2 separate regions of the Mus musculus genome follow, and region 1 is linked to region 2. A link is a loop called in an ENCODE intact Hi-C map of the cell type or tissue named here. Cell type or tissue: left cerebral cortex. All regions are shown on one strand.

Evidence for each region. Peaks named below come from ENCODE experiments on the same cell type or tissue, not always from the same donor. Only the 100,000 strongest peaks of a DNase experiment are listed, where the experiment ranks them.
Region 1: a loop joins it to region 2, with 2.3 times the contacts of the local background. A loop is called at or near these places in 4 of 42 quality-filtered maps.

Annotation. Positions count from the first base shown.
Region 1 is chr5:31,269,152-31,277,151 of GRCm38, forward strand. It overlaps Ift172 (intraflagellar transport 172), which reads right to left. Exons shown (of 48, transcript NM_026298.5): 15 at 7,718-7,830; 16 at 6,701-6,868; 17 at 2,836-2,972; 18 at 2,489-2,596. Among named protein-coding and RNA genes, the nearest start is that of Ift172, 18 kb to the right of the region's middle. In left cerebral cortex, no CTCF peak of the experiment used is centred here; a DNase peak (open chromatin) is centred at 4,094.
Region 2 is chr5:31,467,211-31,475,210 of GRCm38, forward strand. Zfp512 (zinc finger protein 512) reads left to right here. Exons shown (of 14, transcript NM_172993.3): 6 at 112-236; 7 at 944-1,030; 8 at 3,148-3,246; 9 at 3,787-3,954; 10 at 5,560-5,751; 11 at 6,243-6,344. Among named protein-coding and RNA genes, the nearest start is that of 4930548H24Rik, 15 kb to the right of the region's middle. In left cerebral cortex, a CTCF peak has its summit at 3,339 (motif pointing left); DNase peaks (open chromatin) are centred at 2,764 and 3,343.

The DNA.
Region 1 (8,000 bases), 200 kb before region 2:
GCTGGCCATGGCAAGCAGTCTAGATTTTATATTGAATATAACACTAAGCTATTGGAAAATTCTGGGCAAAAAATCATTAAGTTTTGTTGTTGTTGTTTTATAAACAGGGTCTCATGGAGCCCAGGCTGGTCTTTAACTCATTATATAGTCAAAGGATAACTTTGAACTTCTGATCCTCCTGCCTCCACCTCCCAAGTGCTGAAATTATAGGCATGTGCTACAATGACTGGTACAGGTGGGACTGGAAATCAAATCCAGGGCTTCAGGCATGCTAGGCAAGTACTCTACTGGCTGAGCGACATCTCTAGCCTTCTAACTGATGATCTTAAGAAAGTTTATGCCAGGTGTTGGTGGCACACATCACCCAGTACTGCATAAACAGGGTGTGGTGGTGCAAGCCTGTAATCTTAGCTCTAAGAGGTAGAGGCAGGAGGATCAGAATTCTACGGTCATTCATGGCTACATATGGAATTTAGGCCAGCCTGGGCTATAAAAACAAAAGCAGGGCTGGAACAATGGCTTGGCAGTTAAGAGCACTTGTTGCTCTTGTATAGGACTAGGGTTTGGTTCCCAGGACCCATAAGGAGGTTCACGACCATCTGTAAATCCAGTTTCAGGAGACCTGATGCCGCCTCCATGTGTACCAGGCACATGATATGTATATGCAAGCAAACCAGACATACACATAAAAATAAATACACCTTAAAAAGTAAAAAGTGAACAGATAAGATGGGGCCCTTAGGACTTGCTGATGGTCTGTGTGGTTGCGGGGGGTGGGGGTGGGGCAGGGAGAGGATGGGAAAGCTGGAGGTCACTTTCTAGAAGCAGCTGATATGTGCTGAGCACTTATATCCCCATAAGCCTTTTGGACTAACTCTCTTAGTGTTCTTCATCACCATCACCACTGCCACACTGCCTTATGCTACATGCTACATGCTACATGCTACATGGTAATGACATCATCACTGCTGGGAAGTGGAGCCAAGGACTGAAGGACTCTGGAGTCATAAACCTGTCTATTACCTGTGTACCACAACCAGGACAGACATGGAAGGCATGATAGGAATTCTTGGGCAGGCTGGAGAGATGGCTTAGTAGTTAGGAGGGTTAGGAGGGTATACTGCTCTTACAATGACCTGAGTTCAATTCTCAATACCTACATCAGGAGGCTCACAACTGCCCTTAACTCTAGCTCTAGGAGAACCTATACCTCAGACCTTTGCGGGAACCAGCACTCGTGTGGAAAGACCTACACACAGGCCCTCACACACTCTGGGGTGCTTTGGATGAGAATGCCTCCCACAGGTTCAGAGGCTTGAAGGCTTGGTCCCCAGTTGGTGGAACTGTTTGGGAAGGATTAGGAGGTGTTGTCACTGGGGGTGAAGCTTTGAAGTTTCAAAAGCTTTTAGCCAACTCCAGTGCTCCCTGCTTGCTGGTTCCAAGATATGAGCTCTCAGCTGTCTAGGCCACCACGATTTCACTCTACAATCATGGAGTCTAACCCCCTGGAACTATAAGCATATTTTATGCTAGCTTTTATATGCTGCCTTGGTCATGGTGTTGTATCATAGCAATACAAAAGTGACTAATGCAGACCCAATTAAGAGTAACTAGCCGGGCTGGAGAGACGGCTCAGCGGTTAAGAGCACTGACTGCTCTTCTGAAGGTTCTGAGTTCAAATCCCAGCAACCACATGGTGGCTTACAACCATCCTTAATGACATCTGACTCCCTCTCCCGGTGTGTCTGAAGACAGCTACAGTGTACTTACATATAAAATAAACAATAAATAAATCTTTAAAAAAAAAAAAAAAAAAAAAAAAGAGTAAGTAGCCAGGTGGTAGTGGCAGCACAGGGCTTTAGTCTCAGTACTTGGGATTGTTTGTTTGTTTGTTTGGGAGACAAGGTTTCTCTGTGTAGCCCTGGTTGTCCTGGAACTCGTTCTGTAGACCAGGTTGGCCTTGAGCTCAGAGATTCTTCAGCCTCTGCCTCCTGAGTGCTGAGATTAAAGGTGTGCATCACTACTGCCTAGCTAACAACCAACCTCTTAAAGGGGAACCTTGCAAAGAAAAGGAAGAAAAAATATTAAGGCATATTCAAAGCTAGACGGATGGCTCTGCAGATAAGAATGTGTGGAGCTCTTGTAGAGGACTGGTTCCCAGGACCTCATCAAGGCAGCTCACAACCTCCCGAGCCTCCAGCTCCAGGGGATTCAACACTCTCTTCTGACCTTGGTGGGCACCTGCACTCCTGTGCACAGACCAACACCCTGACATTCTTATATACAAAATTTAAAACTATTTTTTAAAAGATACATTCTTCAAATCTAGGGTGGGCAGGTGTGTGTAAGCACACCAGGGAGGGCTCATAGCATTGCGGTGGGGCTGGGGTGGGGTGGGGCGGTGCCTGCACACGGGGCAGGAACAGCCCACAGATGAGCACTCAGAAGCCTCCTAGCTATCAGCATCTCAGATGCACACCGCTCTTACCTCTCAGCAGTGTGAAGCTGCCTTGCCTCCAGGGCCAGTTTGCTCAAGGTTTTCCACATTGCCTCTGTTTCGGGAGTCATCTCCAGGGTCTCCAAGAAGGCTGTAGCCCTGGAGAAGAAGGCAAGCAAAGTGCATGGGTGAAGCTGGATCTGACAGAGAGGAGCCCGGGGCACACTGGTGCTGGGTAGGAAAAGGGGAGGAACAAAGGCCACAGGTATTTGCCCTTCTTGTCTAGGGTCTTCCTAGAATCACATGACCCCGTGAGCCATGGCAGTTTAAGGGGTCACTGCAGGTGTCCCCTAGACCCACACTCGCTCACCACCATTTGGCTGTCAGCAGCCTCTCACCGGGTGTAGTTGCCATCATCGATGGCTGTTCCAAACTCAATCAGGCCCTCGTCCAGGGTGTAGGCCACAGTAGTCACGCCTTCTGTCACCATGACCTCTGTCTTCCCACCACCTCGCTCCAGACCGACAACATCACCCTGAAACAGGCCACCCCACCGCCCAATTCCTGATTAGCACTTCCATGCCCCCAGCTACTGAGCAGGCCTGCTCTCACCTAGCCTGGGGTTCATACCGAGGGAATGACAGTGGTGGTGTGTCCTATCACTGTATGTCTCCCAGGCTGATAAAAATGCCTGAGTATCCTTGGGCTAAAGTTAACGGATGTCAGCTCTAGTGCCTGGAGGGTACTAACAGAGTGGCATCCAGCTCTTCAGCAGTACTACATGACTAAGACGTGTGTGTGTGTGTGTGTGTGTGTGTGTGTGTGTGTGTATGTGTACACTTGTGTGACTGTGGACTGCATATGTACACAGGTGACTGTGCATGTCCACATGAGAAGGCCAGAAGACAAGCTTGAGTGTCATTCCTCGGGGGCTCTAAAATCATATCAGAAGATGCAGTGAGAGTAACAGGAGTGTGAACATGCCTGTGCGCCACCCCCCCCCCCCACTACAACCAGTATGAAAGGATACATTTTAACTATAAGCAATTTTAGAGTTTTAAGAATTTTAGGTATTAAAAATAGCAGTTATGGGGTTTGGAGAGATGGCTCAGTTAAAAGCACTTGACTGCTTTTCCAGAGGTCCTGAGTTCAATTCCCAGCAAGCACATGTTAGCTCACAATCATCTGTAATGGGATCTAATTCTTCTGGTGTGCATGAAGACAGAGCACCTATTGTATACATAAAATAAATATCTAAATTTAAATAATAAATCTTTTTTTTAAAAGAATAAGCAATGTGTTGCTGTAAGATTACATATTAGGTGTTCAAAGATATGGAGATGACATGGGAAATTAAGTAAGGAAACACTGTGGAGTGGCTGGGCATATTGGGAAAAGAATCAAACGAAATTTTATAAAGTGAAACCTGTGGTGTTGAGCATGGACAAGTTCCCAGCCCGGCTTTAGCTCCTGGAGTAAAACCTCAGTGGCGGCTGGAGTAGCACACGAGTGTAAAGGCTCAACTGACTGAAGGATGGAGCTAAAGATATCACCCAGAATGTTCACAGGCAAGAAGAAAGAAACACAAAAGAGGTTGAAAAGGCAAACGAGACAGAAGGAGAAGTGCACCATACGCCTGGTTAGAATGCTGGGAGAGGATGGCTGACAAGTTCCCAAGACTGTGGAGGCTATTTGTGTTCACAGTTACAGGAAACACAGCATATGGCGAGTGGAATAACATTTAAATGTATATATAAAGGCAAGAGGTACATCTCAGCACTAGACATTTTACTTCCAATGCATAGGAGCAGTTGCTAGCCATCCACTAGATAGACCCCCAAACCTCTAATCTGACGAAGTGGCCTGTGCCTACAGTCCCCGACACTCAGGCGGCCAGGGCAGGGATTGCCTGAGCCCAGGAATTTGAGGCCACTCTGTCCTATATAGCAAGAAGCCATCACAAGGAAAAAATACTATGTAGAAAAGATATAGTATAGTGTCAAAACACCCAAGAAAAGTAGTTTTTTGTTTTTTGTTTTTTTTTTTTTTTTTTGGTTTTTCGAGACAGGGTTTCTCTGTGCAGCCCTGGCTGTCCTGGAACTCACTCTGTAGTCCAGGCTGGCCTCGAACTCAGAAATCCGCCTGCCTCTGCCTCCCAAGTGCTGGGATTAAAGGCATGCGCCACCACGCCCGGCGAAAAGTAGCTTTAAAAGCAACCAAAGAGGGCTTGGGAAGAGGGCTCAGAGTGTGCACCATTCTGGCAGAGGACCTGAGTTTGGTTCCTTGAACCTAAGACGGGCAGCTCAGGGCTGCCTGTAATTCTAGTTTAGGAGATCTGATGCTTTCCTCTGGTCTCAGCAGGTACCTGCCCTCATTTGTGTGCATGTATATGCACACACACACAAACACACACACACACACAATTAGAAATTAAAAAAAAAAAGATCTTCAAAGCAAGCAAAGAGAAAAGAGCTGCTAATAAGTCTCTCAGAACAAGCCCATGAATTATAGGGATGACATGTTACAAAACACTAGGAAAAGTTAGCTGTTGGTCTAAACTTAGGTCCTGAGTCTAAAACTGTTTTTAGAACAAAAGCATGTTCAGAGCATCAAAAACTGAGAGGTTTTCATTTTCTGCTAATGAGACTCTCACCTAAGGGATTTCTAATTGATTTCTCAAGAAGAAAAGTCATTTCCGAGGGAAGACGACAGCGTAGGAAGAAAAGGTAGGAAGCAAACATGCTGGTGACAAATCCAAGTTCCGTCCATAAAAAATAACAATGTCGCAAGCCATGTCTGGTGGCCCAGGCTTGTGATACCAGCACTTAGGGAGGGAGAGCGAGGCAGGAGGTTAGCCTGAGCTACATAACAAGTCCCAGTTCTAGGTCATTGGGTGGAGGCGGGGAGAAAGAGCAAGAAAACGAACATGAATGATGCTTATTTTGGGAATTAAAACAAAAGTGTATGAGCCAGGCATGGTGGCTGTAACTCCAGCATGGAGGCACGTAGCAAAGGCAGGAATGTAGACAGTTCAAGACTAGGAAGGGCTTGCAGCCAGACTATAGACTGAAAGACTCAATGTTGAAGCTGGAGAGAGCGCTCACTGGTTAGCTCTTACAAAGGACTTGGGTTTGGTTGCCAGCCCTCACACGGCAGCTCATAACTATCTGTAACTCTAGTTCCAGGGGACCCAACCTTTTACTGGTTTCCACAGATACCAGGCATGCATGTGGTACACAGACATACATGCAGGTAAAACACTAACATACACATAAGATAAATAAATCTTTTTCTTAAAAAAAAAAAAACTAAACTAAAGGCTTACTTCTAGAACCCCACTGCATGTAATTTAAAAGCAGAGTGGTAAATGCTAGCTTGCACATTATGCCTAGAGCCGTGGGTTTGGTCCCAGCACAGCAGCAGCAGCAGCAGCAGCAGCAGCAGCAACGATTAGAACTAAAAGCTAGAAGAGATGGCTCATGGGGTAAAGGCACTTAATGGCCTGTACTCAATGCCAGTACCCACATGGTGGAAGGAGAGAGTCAACTCCCATAAGTTGTCTTCTGACCTCCACATGCATGCTGTGGTATCTGTGAATGTGTGTGTGTGTACACATACACACAAGTAAATAAATGTAATTAAAAAATTTTAAAGTTAGAATTAAAATACCGGACAATAAATGAAAAAGGGAGGTAGTCAAAATTAAAGAGTTCCAAGGCCTATTATTGTAGGGGAGAGAAGGTTACAGGTTGGCTAACTTGAGCCTTTAAAGTACTTGTTAAACTTTCAAGGATATCGCTAACAGGATGATGATGATGAGGAGGAGGAGGAGGATATGTGTGTGTGACAGTGTGATGTTGGGATGGGACAGTGGAGTGTTTTATGTGTAATTTGAGGAAGGAAGAATTTGAATGGCCTATAACAGTGAACAGGTACAAGGGTGAATATATGGTACCATCCCCTCCCACCGGGATCTAATCTCATTTAGATTAGAGAGAACTGCACATGGCGACTTCATACAGTCTCAGGGTCACTGCAATGTGGGCTTCCCTCTAGGAATCTAATACAAGGTCAGGAAACTTAAGCAAGGACTACTGTGGAGGCTGGGCCACCAGTGGGGAGGGGATACAGGCTGTGCTTGCAGTTTTCTCATAGAGATTAGGGGTGGTACACAGAGAAAACAAAGCAGCCTGCATGGTCTTCTCCTCAGGGTTCTAATTAATTAGACTGACACATGTCTGGGGTCTCCTGGTATCAACATACCCTGATAGAGGACATGGTGACTCTCTCAGGGGCCTCAATATTGTACCATACACATAAGCTGTTTCGGTTCTGAGCTACCAGCACATCACTCCCCGGAACCCACTGCACGTAGGAGCAGAAGTTGAGGATCATTGTCTTAGAGCAGCTTTCAATATCATATAGATGCAGCTGGAAGAGGAGAGAGACAGCACAGTTAAAAGGGGTGTGATGACATCATCTGATTTTGCCCATTCCCCCAGTGGCAAAATGAGTTTCCAGCCCTTGGGGTTTACTCTAGATTGGTATATCCTAACTTTGGTCAAGGATGAGAAGACCAAATGAGCTAAGACCCACTAGTTAAGGCATTGGTAGGTGAAGGTCAGACTTTCATTCTTAGAGTAAGCCTGGACCAGACTAAAGAGGCTGCCAAACAAAACTAAATGAGTGGCCAATTCACAGTGGTTCATTCACTGCAATGGACAATTGAGGGAACTAAAAAGGGGCCTAGGGGAAGGGGGTGGGAAGGACAGCCCACGTCCCGCCAGAGTTCCACCTATGCTCTGTCTGTGCATAGCCTAATGCCCCACAGACAATCACTAGAAAGGCTAACCTCTTTAGTGATGCCATACTGAGAAAAGACTATGTAAGGGTTACTCAAGGGATTACTCAAGCCAGCCTCCATGCTTTGAGCTAAGTGTGGCTGAACTGCACTGGTGGAGAGGGGCTGGGCAAAGGTCAGCCAGACCTGAGGAAGGGGGACATAGCTTCATGAGGACACAGACTTGTGAACAGTAAGAGAGAAGCCAATTCTCAAACGCCCTTCCTGACTCTGTTCCCATCATAAAACGATCTCCTTACTCTTGTCCAGTGCACAGGACAGGTGGTGATAGAATACAGACTGTCCTTTGTTCCTCTGCTATGCTAATGGTACAGAGAACCAAGAACCTAGTTCTGCATTGCCCACCACAGTCCTTGGTAACAGCTTATTTCACACCCTCTGGACCATCCTATGCCTAAAGACCGAGTAACCCTTCTCACCCGAAGTTTCCGGTCTCTAAAGAGAAGCTTGTGTCCAGTCTCGTTAAGTTCTAGCCAATCCACCCGGCTTTCGTGACTGATAGTACCAATGTTGTAGCCACCAATCAGATCCACTGCGAAGAAGACAGGGTAAGAAGGTGACTCCAGCCATGTGGAAGGCTACAGTTGGTCTGTACAACTCTGGTCTTAAAACAGGCTGGACTTTAAGAACATTTCATCAGTCCAGGGGTATCAGTGAGGACTTCAAAAAACCAATACAGAACAATTTTTCTAGAATGCTTCA
Region 2 (8,000 bases):
AGTGTGTTCATCGTCATCAAACCACTTACAGTATTGCCCTCAATTGTGGACTTAAGCTGTCTGTTTCTGAAGAATGCTGCAGATTACAGTGTCCCATTCTTTCCACTGTAGGCAGTATGGAGGAAAAGTGGTACTTAGAGATCATGGATAAAGGCAGTGTGTCCTGTCCTACCTGCCAGGCAGTGGGGAGGAAGACCATAGAGGGTTTAAAGAAACACATGGAAAACTGCAAACAGGTTAGCTATTTTGTGGCATTTCATGACTGTTAGGATTTTTTTTCTAAACTATAGACTTCTGGTACTGTGTGCAGTCTATTATAGCTAACTTGGGGTAGCATTGAATGGTAGAGAAAACAGACTTTGCACGTACAGGCTTGGGTTTGCATGTTTATTTAATTGTACTACTAGTTGCATTTTTAATGTGTATACATGGAATGCAGAAAAAAGTGACAACTGCTTTAATGTGTTCATCGTTGTATATCATTGTGCGCAGACACCTGACCCAAAGAGCTAAAGGGAGGAGCTTGCTTTACATCAGGGTTTGGGAGGGTAGAAGCCCTTCAGTGGCCAGGGAACCAAACTGGCTTCATTGACTCATCTGCAGGTACCATGCACTTGGGTCAGAGCTTCTCACAGGGCAGTTGAATCAGTACTGGAACAGGAGGGAAGCGGGGTCATAACCTACAGAGGCCTGCTCCTAAGTGACCCTGTGCCACCAGCCAGACCTCTCCCCTTCCTAAATGTTCCACAACCTCCCAAAACAGTGACACCAGCCAGGGACCCAGTGTTCCACACACAAGCCTGTGGCAACATCAGGTTCAAGCCAGAGCACAATGAGGAAGTAGTGACGCGTGCTAGTGACTAGCTCAGCTTATGGTGTTTTGTGACTTTCTGTTTCTCCTTTGAACATTCAGGCACTGAGCACTGACCTTTTTTCCTTTCAGGAAATGTTTACCTGCCATCATTGTGGGAAACAACTTCATTCACTGGCCGGAATGAAGTATCACGTCATGGCCAATCATAATAGTCTGGTAAGAGTTTCCTGTGTTCTCTGTGAGCCTGTGTGATGATTATAGATCCACATACACATGCATGCATACATACAAACACACAAATACATATTTATTTAAAGGAAACGTTTTTTAATTAATTTTTAAAAATGCAAGGGATATGGGGAAAACTTTTCTTTATCCACTGGTAGTGGGACTGTGAATTGATGGAGCCACCATGTAAGTCAGTATGGAGATTCCCTCAAAGCCAAAAATAGAACAACCATTCCTGTGCACATAGCTAAAAGACTGTAAGCCACTGTATCAGATACTTGCACCCCAGGTTTATTGCTGTATAATTCATGATCACCAGAAATGATGTAAAAATCCCTCCCTTCTGTCCTTCCTCCCTCCCTCCCTCTCTTTCTTCCTCGGGTTTTGCCCAATAGTCCAGGCTGGCTTGAAACTCACAACTGCAGACTGGCCATGAGTTTGCAGCAATCCTTCTGCCTCAGCTTTCTTACACGCAGGAGCCTATGATCACTGTGTGTATTATTTTACTGCACCCCTGGCTGGCCCTCAAACTCCCTGTGGAGCTGAGGCTGACTTTGAACTCCTAATCCTACTGTGTCTACCTCTCAAGGACTGGGGTTACAGAAGTGTAGCACTGTACCTACCTAGCTGCATGCTCAGTTAACATGTGAGAATGTCAACCTTTTGATCATCAGGGAAAGGAATATTAAAACTGTGGCAAGAAGCAGAGAGTTAAAAGGTTTCACAGTGCACAGGCTTATACAGTTCCAGCTTTTAGAAAGCTGAGGCAGGAGGATAGCTAATACAAGGCCATTTGGCAGGGCTACATAGTGATTGTCTGAAATGATGAATTTTTTTTCTTTTTTCCTCAGAAGGGTAACAATGGGGACAATAGGCTGGGGCCCCTAAAGAGCTTGTGAGCAGTTATCCACAGAAGGAAATACACTCACAAGCAACAGTTCCACTTACAGACTGGAGACCCAGAAACAGCAGGATGAGGATGTGGGAACTGTAACAATGGCATCATGTCAGCTTAGTGAAAACAGCAAAGACATCTCTAGCAGATTAGAGGATGGTGCATGCAAAAGACAGAAAATGAGTGTGATTCAGATACATTGTATGAAATTCCCAAATAATCAATAGAAATATTAGGTTGGGAGAAAAGTAATAAATCTTTAAAAAAAGAAAGCAAAAGAAAGAAGTATCCTAGGCCTGGTTTGTCTGTGTCTACCATGCCACCTCCATCTTGGTATCCTTGTGTCAAGTGAGAGACTAGAAATGTCCAGAAGGCTTCGAGGGCTGAGGGGAGCTCTGTGGAACCTGGGGAAGATGGAGTATCTGGCAGAAGGCTGGCATATAGGAGACCTAAGGCCCAGCTGTAGCTATGACATCTGGGAAGTCCTCCTGGGTAGGAATTCTTGGGGGTGGGTAGAGAGAGCACCCCACCACTGGAGTCTTCTCTGCTGAGAAAAGCATCTCGGAGACTGTAGGCTGGACGGTGAGGACCTCCCATCCAGCCCCAGTGGCTGCATTCAGAGCACTTGTTGCTGGTGCTGTAGCATAGGACGTACAGACTGTCGCACACCCACACCTGGTGCTCCTTCACGCTGCTTGGAAGCCCAGATCAAACAAGCTGTAGCCAGGGCAGCAGGCCATCCGGAAATACTTTCCCAGTTCATGCTGCTGATCCTTGCTGTGGATCTTGGCATGAAGATGCAGGGAGAGGAGCTAGCAAATCACTAGCTTTTCCATCTCAGCTGGGGTTCTGTGTTTGGGTAGCTCTTACTTAGTACAGATAGTTCAGTGAAGCTGGCTCTGGCTCTGTCACGTCATAGGAAACTATGTAAGACTGTTCACTGCTGGAATAGCACAGGATGGAATTTTTGAGCTGGGTTTTCATAGGTACTTGTGTGTTTAAGTTCTCCTCTACTGGGGGTGGGGGTGGGGGGGTAAGAGGTCAGAACTCAGGTATCCATTGCATTTACTTCATGCCATCCAGAAAATGGAGCCAGAACTCAGACTCAACAGCGTCAGTATGGCTCATAGTTAATTTCTTGATTGCTCTGGAGGGGGCTGTTTTGTTTTCTGTTCCTTGGATCACGTTTACTTGCTTCTTTTGACTCCAGCCAATTTTGAAGGCAGGAGATGAAGTAGATGAGCCAAGTGAGAGGGAGAGGCTGCGAACAGTTTTAAAGAGAATGGGAAAGCTCCGGTGCATGCGTGAGGTAAGAGCCGAGGCGGCAGACTGTCCTGGAGTCTCAGGTCTGTCTTCCTGTTGTTCTTTCCCCTTGCTCACCCCTTTCAGGTTTCTTGCTCCTCTGCCCCCTGGTGGCATAGGGTGGAACCTACTTTTCCAGATGTCTTGCAGTTCTTTATTTTTTTCTCCTCTCCACAAGTATATTCCCCATCGTCCTCTTTGCTCGAAGGGGCTTCTTTACCATCCTTTAGTGTGAGGAAGATGATTGTCAGGAGCTCATTCTGTGAGGAGATCAATGTTGCTGGCTAGATAATATCAGGGTGGGATTGGGTCACAGTTCAAGTTCTGACCTGGAGTAGGTGTGTGGTACACTTGCTCAGTGATCACTGAGCTGATTGCCATCTGGCTCATAGGCACACTTGCCAAGGGGAAGGGGCTTGTGGGAAATGTTGGTGAGCGTCTTGTCTCGCTGTCTTTTTGTGGTTTGTGGTGCTTGGTGATTTCTGACAAATTTAGGGATCATGTGAAACATATACCGTTCTAACATAGGCTTCTTTCCTATGTTCAGAGTTGCTCCAGTACCTTCACCAGCATTATGGGATATCTGTACCATGTTAGAAAGTGTGGCAAAGAGGCTTCAGAGCTCGAGAAGTTGGCCCTGAAATGTCACCACTGTGGGAAACCGTACAGGTCAAAGGCTGGGCTTGCATACCACATGAGGTCAGAGCATGGGCCTGTGAGTATTGCTTCTTCTGTAGCTATTGAGGATGTGTGCTGTGCCTGTCACTCCTACCTGTGTCTTCTGTGTATCCCCAACACAGCTCACAAGGAAGTGTTTAATTGGGCTCATGGGTTCAGCAGGTTGAGTTCATCATGGCAGGGCATCTGAGAGCTCACGTCTTGATCTACAAGTAGAAGGTAGGGGTAGAGGGGAGTGCTAACTGGGAATGGTAAGAGTCTTTTGAAACCTCAAAGCCTGTTCTCCAGTGGCACACCTCCTCTAACAAGCCACACCTCCTAATCCTTGCCAAACAGTTCCATCAACTGGGCACCAAGTATTCAAACATCAGAGCTCATGAGGGCCATTCTAATTCAAACCACCACAGCATGTATGTGTGTTTTTCTGTGTATAAACACACATGTATTTTCAGGTGCACATACGAAAGTCTGAAGCTGACCTTGGGTGTCTTCTTGATCACTCCACTCATGTATAGAGGAAGGGTCTCACCAGTTCTTGATAGTCTAGCTAGCCAGCTTGCCTTTGTGTCTGCCTCCTACGTGCTGGGGTTACTGGTGGCCTGCTATGCCTACCCAGCTTTTATGTGGGTGCTAGAGATACAAACTCCAGTCCTTCTGTTTATGTGATAGCTTCTTTATCCGTTGACCATCTGCACAATCCCTAATTAGTCCTTTATTTTGTGTGAATAAGAATTTTCCCTGTGTGTGTGTGTGCATCACATTGAGTGCCTAATGCTCACAGAAATCAGAAGAAGGTGTCATGTCCCATTGTACTGGAGTTACAGAGCTGTGAGCCACCATGAGGGTGTTGGGAATCAAATCTAGGTTCTCTGCAAAAGCAACAAATGCTTTTAATTCGGAGCTATCTCCAACCCCCATTATATTTATTTAAAACTAAAACATTCTCTCTTATTTAGAATTTTTTTGTGGGAATCTGTCTCTATTCTTCATTTTCTTGTGTGTGTCTTAACTGTTTTTATATTATATTTCCAAGCTTGTGTATTCATGTGTTCCTGAACATGTAAACATTTGTGTATGAATGTACAGGTGTGTGTGTATGTGTGTGTATGTATGTATATACATGCATTTGAAGGACAGAGGACAACTTCAGGTGTCATTCCTCAGTAGCTCCCCACCCTTTTCATTGAGACAGGGTCTTTTTGGCCTCAGGCTTGCCTTTCTGCTAGGCTCTCTAGCCAGCCAGAAAGCCTCCGAGATCTACTGTCTCAGCCACTCTGGTGATGTGATTACAAAGATGCCCCATCACACCTGTCTTTTTAATGTGGGTTTGGGGGAATCAAGCTTAGCAGCCTGCCGGCTTACCCTCATATGTGGTGGTGTGTGTGTTTGTGTGTGTGCAAACATGTATGTTAAGGGTAGCATACATACCTGTGAGCATGCATGCTGAAGTCAGGTCTGCATTGAGTGTCTAGAGCTTGACTTTGTTAGCTAGACTGGCTGGCCAGGGAACTCTGAGGATCTCGATCTCTACTCCCCTGTGCTAGCATCACAGGTTTCATCCTGCAAAGAAGGGCTTCCTGTTTAATCACTGGCTGTGACTGAAGCCACTTGTCAGCCATGTTTTCATGTCTCCCACTTGCAGGTCTTCTTCCCAGAGTCAGAACAGCCAGACTGTTTAAAGGAGATGAGTTTGGAGGCAAAGGGTGGAGGCCGAGTTCAGCGGCGTTCTGCCAAGATAGCTGTGTACCATCTGCAGGAGCTGGCCTCCGCTGAACTAACCAAGGAATGGCCGAAGAGGAAGGTCCTCCAGGACCTGGTACCTGATGACCGGAAGGTAAGGTCATGTGTCATTGGTAATCATTGTGTAGAATGCTTCCCAGTATGGATTTGTGTGGCACCCATAGCTGGCAGCTCATGGCAGCCTGTAACTCCAGCTCTCCAGCTCCATGGCGATCTTAAGCCTTTCTCTGGTCTCTGCAGGTACCTGTGCTGTGCTCACACTCGCAAACCCACACACAGGCACACACATGTACATGATGAAAAATACAAAACATCACTTTCCCTCTCCCCTCCCCCCCACACATACACACATACACACACACCGAGACGGGTGTAATCCTGACTGTTCTGGAACTCACTCTGTAGACCAGGCTGGCCTTGAACTCACAGAGATCTGCCTGCCTCTGCTTCCCGAGTACTGGGATAAAAGGTGAGTGCCACCACACTCTCCTGCTCCCACTCTTTCAAAATAGGTATGAAGCTTTGAGCATATTCTGTTCTGATTGGGAGTTGCATTCTTGCAATCCAATGTTTCTTGTATTCTAGTTAAAATATACTCGCCCTGGGTTACCTACCTTTAGCCAGGAAGTCCTGCACAAGTGGAAGACGGATATCAAGAAGTACCATCGTATCCAGTGTCCTAACCAGGTGATTCTCCCCCTGTCCTATCAGTAAAGGCCTCTAAGCATCTGCTGTAGTCCTTACTGATTGCTTCACTGTGGAGGACTCGTGCAGCAGTTAGCTTGTTCAGAACTGGGTACCTCCATACACCTGTCAACAGTCATCAGGACAGCTCCACTGCCGTATGCAGCATCATTTGACATCATTCATGGGATCAGTGAACTAGTCCTTGGATGGGACTGCAATGTCTTTTGCTGCTGCATTCAGCATGGCCTGCCGTGTGATCTCTATCTTTCTTCAGGATAGCTGGATAGCCAGTATGGGATGTATGTGACTAACTTTAGACACAAAACTAAAAGACTCAGTTCTTTTAAGGTCTCATTGCCACAATTTCTACAGCATCCTTCCATAGCATCCTCTTAGTCAAAAACATCATAGATATATTAGTTATATTATTATATATTATTATATTTCTGTGATTGTGACATCATGACTAGAAGCAACTTACAGAAGAAAGAGTTTGGTTGGGCTCACAGTTCCATCATGGTGGGTGTCTTAGGGTTTCATTGCTGTGAAGAGACACCATGACCAAGGCAACTCTTTTAAAGGCTAACATTTAATTGGGACTGGCTTATGGATTCAGAGGTTCAGTCCATTAGTATCATGGTGGAAAGCATGTCAGCATCCAGGCAGACATGCTGCTGGAGAAGGAGCTGAGAGTTCTCCATCTTGATCTATCTGCAACCAATGAGAACTGATTCTTCTACACTGGGCCCACCCGCACAGTGACACACTTCTTCCAACAAGGCCAAACCTCCTAAGAGTGCCACTCTCTGGTCCAAGCATATCCAGACCATCACGGTGGGAAGGATAGCAGCAGTGGTGAGCATGATGCACTTTCTCCAGTAAGGATCCACTTCCCAGAGGGACCAAGTGTTCACACAGGAACTCTGGAGGTTTGAATGAGAATGAACCTATAAGCTCATGGATTAGAATGCCTAGTTCCTAGTTGGTAGAAGTGTTGGGGAGGATCTAGGCGGGGTGGCCACCCTGGAGGAGGTGTATCTCTGGCAGGCTTGGAGGTTTCAAAAGCCCATGCCATTCCCAGTTAGCTCTGGTTCTGCTTCCAACTTGTGGATAGTGTCAGCTTTAGCTACTGCTCCAGCACCATGCCTGTCTGCCTGCTGCCATCCTTCCTACCATGATGGTCATGAACTCACCCTCTGAGCCTATAAGCAATCTCCCAACCAAATGCTTTCTGCTGAAAGATGCCTCAGTCAATGGTGCCTTAGTCAACAGAGTAAGACAGAAATCTATGGGGCGTATTTCTTACTTAGACCATCACAGGAGGGCTCACCCAGACTCACTGAGAGTGTGAGTGGACTCCACTTCTCCATGACAGAGTGGCAGGAATTTCACCTTTAGCTTCAAAATTGGCACCCAAGCTGATAGTGTAGTTCTTTTTAGAAGAAATAAATACAAAAGTTGGTATATTTATACCAAATTAAACGGAGTTAAAATATAACTCTGATGGGCTGGAGAGATGGCTCAGTGGTTAAGAGCACTGACTGTTCTTCCAGAGGTCCTGAGTTCAATTCCCAGCAACCATTTGTATTGGGGCCCAATGCCCTCTTCTGGTTTGTCTGAAGACAGCTACAGTGTACTTATGTTAAATAAATAAGT